2 separate regions of the Homo sapiens genome follow, and region 2 is linked to region 1. Evidence: chromatin contacts called from ENCODE Hi-C or POLR2A ChIA-PET data. All regions are on one chromosome and are shown on one strand. The core of a region is the stretch at or near the end of the contact, and the rest is flanking DNA. Distances in the headings are between cores, read along the strand shown. Region 1 overlaps DRC10 (dynein regulatory complex subunit 10). Region 2 overlaps TMEM116 (transmembrane protein 116).

Region 1 (3,323 bases), core at 254-2,753:
TGTTGCCCAGGCCGGAGTACAGTGATGCAAACTTGGCTTACTGCAACCTCCGCCTCCTAGGTTCAAGAGATTCTCATGCCTCAGCCTCCTGAGTAACTGGGGTTAACCTGAGTAACAGGTGCGTACCACCATGCCTGGCATTCTCTCGTATTTTTATTAGAGACGGGGTTTCGCCATGTTGGCCAGGCTTGTCTTGAACTCCTGACCTCAGATGATCCACCTCCCTCGGCCTCCCACAGTGCTGTGATTACAGGTGTGAGCTACCATGCCTGGCCTGAAATAGTCTTTTAACTAAACTTTTTACTTTGTAATAATTGTAGATTTATAGAAAAGTTGCAAAGATAGTACAGAGAGTTCCCGTATGCCCTCCATTCTGCTCCCCCTAATGTTAACATCTTAGATAACCTTGATGTGTTTGTCAAAACCACAAAATTAGGCCCGGCACGGTGGCTCCTGTCTGTATTCCCAGCACTGGGAGGCTAAGGTGGGAGGATTGCTTGAGCCTAGGAGTTCAAGATCAGTCTGGGCAACATAGTGGAGCTCATCTCTATAAAAAGTTAAAAAATTAGCTAGGCATCGAGCACCTATAGTCCTAGCTACTTGAGAGGCTGAGACAGGAGGATCACTTGAGCCCAGTAGGTCGAGGCTGGAGTGAGCCATGGTCACACTATTGCACTCCAGCCAGGGTAACAGAGCGCCTACAAAATTAATGTTGGTACAATGCTATTAACTAAACTTTAGACTAGATTTGGATTTGGATTTGGATTTCTCCAGTTCCACTAATGTCCTTTTTCCACTCCAGAACCCAATCCAGAATACAACATTACATTTAGTGAAACAGTTTTTTAAATTGTATTTCAAAGTTATATTTCACCCACCAATTTTTAAAATCAGTACTTAAAAATGGCCAGGCGTGGTGGCTCAGGCCTGTAATCCCAGCACTTTGGGAGGCAAAGGCAGGTGGATTGAGAACAGCCTGGCAAACATGGCAAAACCCTGTCTCTACTAAAAATACAAAGATTAGCCAGGCGTGGTGGTGTGCACCTGTAGTCCCAGCTGCTCAGGAGGCTGAGGCAGGAGAATCACTTGAACCCAGGAGGCAGAGGTTGCAGTGAGCCGAGATCATGGCACTGCACTGCAGCCTGGGCGACAGAGCAAGACTCTGTCTCAAAACAAATAAACAAACAAACCAAAAAACTTTAAAATCAGTGAAAATGTGCCATTCCTAGTCCTGTTAGTCTTACACTGCATTCTGCCCTGTCCCTGTCCTGCTCAGACATAGGCTGAGGCCTGTGGTTCCGTCGCCCAGGCTGCTTGTCAGTTGGTTTCCTGCTGGTTTTGGCCAAGGGCAGTAGAAAGAAACCAGGGTATTTCTCCTCCCCCACCGCCACCCTTCTTTAATCTGCATTTCCGGCAATGTCTCTAGCTCCTCTGGGAACTGATGGCTGTGGTTCAAACTTCCCCTGGGTGACCCTGGGCCCCAGGCTCACCATCTCTTCATGTGGTGGCTTCCTGCCATTGACAATTGCGGGATGGCTTTGTCTTCCCCTGGTTGGCCTCTCAACTCTCCCATCACTGATGTAACCAGTCTCTGGTTTTAAATCCTTAGAATGCTGTCTGTATGCCTGGCTGGTCCCCGCCTGACACATGTGCCTGAGATGCCTCCACACTTGGTCTTCCTGCCCTTGTGGCCCTAACACCCTCACAAAGCTGAAAACTGCTTCCAGTGAAAGGTTCTGTGTAAAAGCGACAGAGGACCTAAGATGAACTCTTGATGTCAACAGTTGTGGTTTCTGCAGCCACACTAACCACACAGATGTCAGCACAGCTGCACTCACACCTACTTCTTCATTTTGCAGGATGGCCAGAGACAATAAAAGCACGAGACCCAAGTAGTCTACCGAAGTCTCCATCTCTGTGGACCTACAGAGGCACAGAGGGCTGCTCACAAGATGGCTTTAGACATTCTCGCCATGGCCCCTTTGTATCAGGCCCCTGCCATCAACAGAATAGGGCCAAAGACAGACCCATCTAAAAGGCCAGCTGATCCACTAAAACCCTTGGTTCTCTCTAGGACCAAACTCACCACCATTGAGGCCAAAAGGATCATGTCCATCCTGGATGAGGCGATCTACAAGGTGGAGCTGGTGACCTTGCTGTCGTATGTGGCATCCAACAGAGAGGATATGGAGGGGATGCTGGGGGAGGACGTCATGAGGGCAGTGAGAGAGCATGAGGATCTCTGCCAGGTCCTCCTTGAAAACGTCAGGTGCCTGAAAGAGAAAGAAAGGCAATTGCAGGAGCAGAAAGAGGCTGAGGAGGAAGGGTGGCTCAGAGACCGCCTCCTTTCCATAGAGCTGCAGAAATCCAGCCTCTCACCACTTATGCAGCAGATCAAAGACTCCACCAAGAACGTCCTTAGACTCTTGCTCAGCAACCCCCAGGCTGCTAGGCTCCTGCAGATGCAGACACAGGGTAGAAGTGCAGAAGCCCAGAATTTTATTGACAGCCTGATAGAGCTCCGTGGTTTCCTGTTTGAAAAACTACTCACTAGTCCCATGGAAGCGAGGGATAAGGCCCAGTTCTTACAGGATATCAGTAGACAGAATAGTAATAACCAACAAATCATTGATACTCTTGAAAAGGAATTGGCGGAGAGAATGAAGAACAGGAATGCAGAGGTATTGTTTCATAGTATTGCTGAAATTACTGAAGAAGCCACACAAATCTTTTGTTGGTTGGGTTTTTCCTCAATGATTGATTTTTTTTTTAAGATGGAGTCTCGCTCTGTTGTCCAGACTAGAGTGCAGTGGTGTAATCTCGACTCACTGCAACCTCTGCCTCCCAGGTTCAAGCGATTCTCCCACCACAGCCTCCCAAGTAGTTGGGATTACAGGCGTATGCCACCACGCCCGGCTAATTTTTGTATTTTTAGTAGAGACAGGTTTTCGCCATGTTGGCCAGGCTGGTCTAGAACTCCTGACCTCAAGTGATCCTCCTGCTTTGGCCTCCCAAAGTGCTGGCCACTGCGCCTGGCCAATTGATTGACTGATTTTTTTGAGACAGGGTCTCACTCTGTTGCCCAGGCTAGAGTGCAGTGGCATGATCACAGCACACTGCAGCCTCCATCTCTCAGGCTTAAGCAATCCTCCCATCTCACCCTCCCAAGTAGCTGAGACTACAGGTGTGTGTCACCATGCCTGGCTAATTTTTTGATTGTTTGTAAAGATGGGCTCTTGCTACGTTGCCCAGGTTGGTCTCGAACTTCTGGGTTCAAGAGATCCTTCCGCCTTGGCCTCCCAAAGTGCTGGGGTTACAGGCAT
Region 2 (3,323 bases), core at 602-3,101, 1.2 Mb after region 1:
TTTGTGTTTTGTTTAGGAAAATTTTCCCTAAACAAAAATTGAAGACATTCTCCTATAGAATGTAAAAAAAAGGTTTACAGTTTTTGTCCTTTCACATTTAGGTCTTTAAACTACTTGGAATAGATTTTTTTTTTTTTTTTTTTTTTTGAGACAGGGTCTTGTTCTGTTTCCCTGGCTGAAGTGCAGTGATGCAATCATGGCTCACTGCAGCCTTGACCTCCTGGGCTCAAGTGATCCTCCTGCCTCAGACTCCCAAGTAGCTGAGACCACAAGTGTGTGTCACCATGCCCAGCTAATTTTTTTATTTTTTATTTTATTTGTAGAGATGGAGTCTCACCATGTTTCCCAGTCTGGTCTTGAACTCCTGGGCTCAAGCAGTCCTCCTGCCTCGGCCTCCCAAAATGTTAGGATTATAGTCATATAGTCACTGAGCCTGACCTAGAACTGATTAGATGGAGTCTCACTCTGTCGCTCAGGCTGGAGTGCAGTGGCATGATCTCGGCTCACTGCAACCTCCGCCTCCTGGGTTCAAATGATTCTCCTGCCTCAGCCTCCTGAGTAGCTGGAATTACAGGCGCCCGCCACCATGCCCAGCTAATTTTTGTATTTTTAGTAGAGATGGGGTTTCACTATGTTGGCCAGGCTGGTTTTGAGCTCCTGACCTCAGGTGATCTGCCCACCTCCCAAAGTGCAGAGATTACAGACGTGAGCCACCATGCCCGTCCTAGAACTGATTTTTTGAGTGTAGTGTGAGATACAAAGTAGGGGCCTAATTTCATTTTTTTTTCCTGTATGGATACCCAATTGTTCTAGCTTCATATTTTGAAAAGACTGTCTCTTTTCCACTGATTGAAAAAGCCACTTATGTCATACATCAGAGATCTATATATATATTGCTGGGTTTAATTTGGGCTATTTTCATTTTATTCACCTATTTGTCCATCCCTGTACTAGTACCACAGTATCTTCACTCTAGGTCTATGTTAGTTTTTGTAGGGAGACCTCCTGAAACTATTGCTATGGAATAAAAGATGAAATGCTCCTGATTATTGTAAATACAAAATTGCATGCAGGATTTTGTAAAGACAATGCAAGGTTTGGCTGCCAGAATGAGCCAACAGTGCGTGATGTGCTTCTCCCTGCAGAGAGCCTATAAACGGACGTGCAGTCAGGGAGGTTTCACATCACCAAGATTACTATCCCAGAAAAGCAGATGTTCATAGCTCTGGGAATGCAATGCAACCCTTGTGGAGAGCCTATAAATAGACACATGAGGGGCGCTTGTTCATATGGATAAGATAGGGTTATAAACGCCCTTATCTTGCCACGGCTTTTCTGGGTCTCTTTAGGGTTAAGGCATACTCCCTTCTGAGAATTTGTGGTCTAACCGGTTGTTTCACATCCTGTTTCTGTTGATTGTTTGCAACCAGCTTTTGCTGCAAATATTACTGCTGATTAGTATCTTACTAAACATAGGTTATGGATAGACTGTGTTTCTGTTTTAAGGCTCTGTTAGAAATTGCTGACACACACACTATGTTGTAAATTCTTATCTCTGTATACTGTACTTATGCATACCGATGTTACATTAAAGAATTACTTCATCCCCATGTGATCATCTCACCTCATAATCAAATGACCCCCTAAATCCCTCACTAACCTACCCCCGCCCTCACTAAACTTAATAATAAATGCCAGTATATCCAGTGCATTGGCGGCATCACAGGACCAGAAGGCGGTGACGCCCTGGACCCAGCTTTCACTATTTTGTGTGTGTCTTTTATTTCTCGACCTGCCGATCCACCTGGGAACAAAGAAAGAGCCCCGTTGCATTGCGGGCTGCTGGCCAGATCCCACGATAAGTCTTAAGATGAGGTGGGGCAAGTTCTTCTTTTTTTTTCAAGAGTGTCTTGGTTATCTTAATATTTTATATTTCTTTCTTTTTTTCCTGAAGAGTTGGGTTTATTTCAATAGTAAATTTGAAACTCTTGACTTAAGTGAAAGTACTCTAGTAATTATATCAGGAATAGACAATTTCCTACACTGTCAAATATATGAAAGTTCCTTTTGTACGTTCTTCAACACTGATCAACAAGCAGTTTCAGTCCACATTTGCTTTGATCTGTCACTGAGTTAACCCAAGCTGCTTCTTCAGAGATTCTGGCATCTTGGGGGAGGGCAAGGGAGGCTGAAGTAGACCTTCACAGAATCATAGATAAACTACTGTAGTGCAGTCAGAGTACCAGTCATAATGATACAGACAAACATTCCCTTCCATACACCTTTAAATCCAAGTCTCTGGAGGACTTGAGAAGCACTGCTACCTTTTTCTTTATTCAACACAGATACCACAGAATCATCAGGGTGAGAAACAATTGCACAAAACACTCCAGGTATGTAACCTGCTACAAATGTTACAACCAGCTCCTCTGTCTTTGAACATTCACCACAGGGCTTCCGAACCACAAACTTGTACAATGCTTCAACAGTACCTTAAAAGCAGGCAAACTTCATCATGGCATATGCTATCTGTCTCATCCAGAGAGGAGCAACCCCTTTGTAGAATGTTTTTAGGCCTTCTTCCTTATACATCTTGGGAGCTGCATCCCTCAAAGTCTTGGTCTAACCTGGTTGGGTTTGAATTTGAACCTTAGCAGCTTCCATAGGGCAATTACAGCAAAGAATTCAGCACTGGCAGAGGCAGCCAAATACAGTGATGTGCACCAGAGATAACATGCTCTGGGAGTATGTTGCTATACAAGACTTTAAAGACTTCATAAAAGCCAAACTTGCAGAACACCTGCATGGAGTGGCCAATGAAAGTCAGAGCCTGTCCTTTAGCCAAAGAATGAACACCATCCTCCTTAAGTGTAACTGAGAATCCATTAAATATGCCCTTCTACTTTTGGGGGTCCACCTGCATACAGCATTTCACTAAACCCAGGGGAATGACCGCAGTGTGTGTCAGACCACAACCTAAGACCCCACGAGAGCCACACAATGCATAATACTTCGTGGAGTCAAATTCACAACTGTACTTTTATAAGGCAGCAGCTGCCAGGTTAAGAGAGCAGTGGGGGGGCCTTGCGGGTCTTGTGGGACCGCTGTGGAGGTCCGTGAGGCCATCGTCCACCAGCTGCAGGTGTGGCACATTGAAGGAGTTCACCCATGCCAGGTGTGCCATGGATGAGAGCTTCTCCCTAAGATGGCAAACACCCCACTGTTACTCCCTTGGATTGTGGCTCACAGGGTGATATTTTGTACTTCCACATCAGATTCAGAGTCAGCTTGTCAAGTTCCACAGGAAAATAGGTTGAGATTTC

What was found. A loop is a pair of places that touch in the nucleus more often than their neighbours do. ChIA-PET counts read pairs that join two places held with the same protein, here RNA polymerase II (POLR2A). Pooled maps may share reads with other maps.
Region 2: a pooled map shows a loop between it and region 1 (5-fold over the local background). The contact joins two enhancer-like sites. A Hi-C loop is called at or near these places in 1 of 37 single-sample maps with no recorded cell type and 3 of 50 pooled maps. POLR2A ChIA-PET finds 5 or more read pairs at or near these places in 1 of 52 experiments (naive thymus-derived CD4-positive, alpha-beta T cell).

The regions. Positions count from the first base shown.
Region 1 is chr12:113,206,796-113,210,118 of GRCh38, reverse strand. It overlaps DRC10 (dynein regulatory complex subunit 10), which reads left to right. Exons shown (of 5, transcript NM_001330452.2): 2 at 1,860-2,681. The coding sequence starts at 1,953. Among named protein-coding and RNA genes, the nearest start is that of DRC10, 13 kb to the left of the region's middle. RefSeq lists enhancers at 1,111-1,270, 1,421-1,730, 1,941-2,070. Within about 2 kb of position 1,503, at least 17 of the 41 ENCODE cell types and tissues checked have a DNase peak (open chromatin) inside an H3K27ac peak, as active enhancers do.
Region 2 is chr12:111,992,864-111,996,186 of GRCh38, reverse strand. All of the region lies in intron 3 of TMEM116 (transmembrane protein 116), which reads left to right. It also overlaps the pseudogene SLC25A3P2. Among named protein-coding and RNA genes, the nearest start is that of TMEM116, 19 kb to the left of the region's middle. Within about 2 kb of position 1,851, at least 3 of the 41 ENCODE cell types and tissues checked have a DNase peak (open chromatin) inside an H3K27ac peak, as active enhancers do.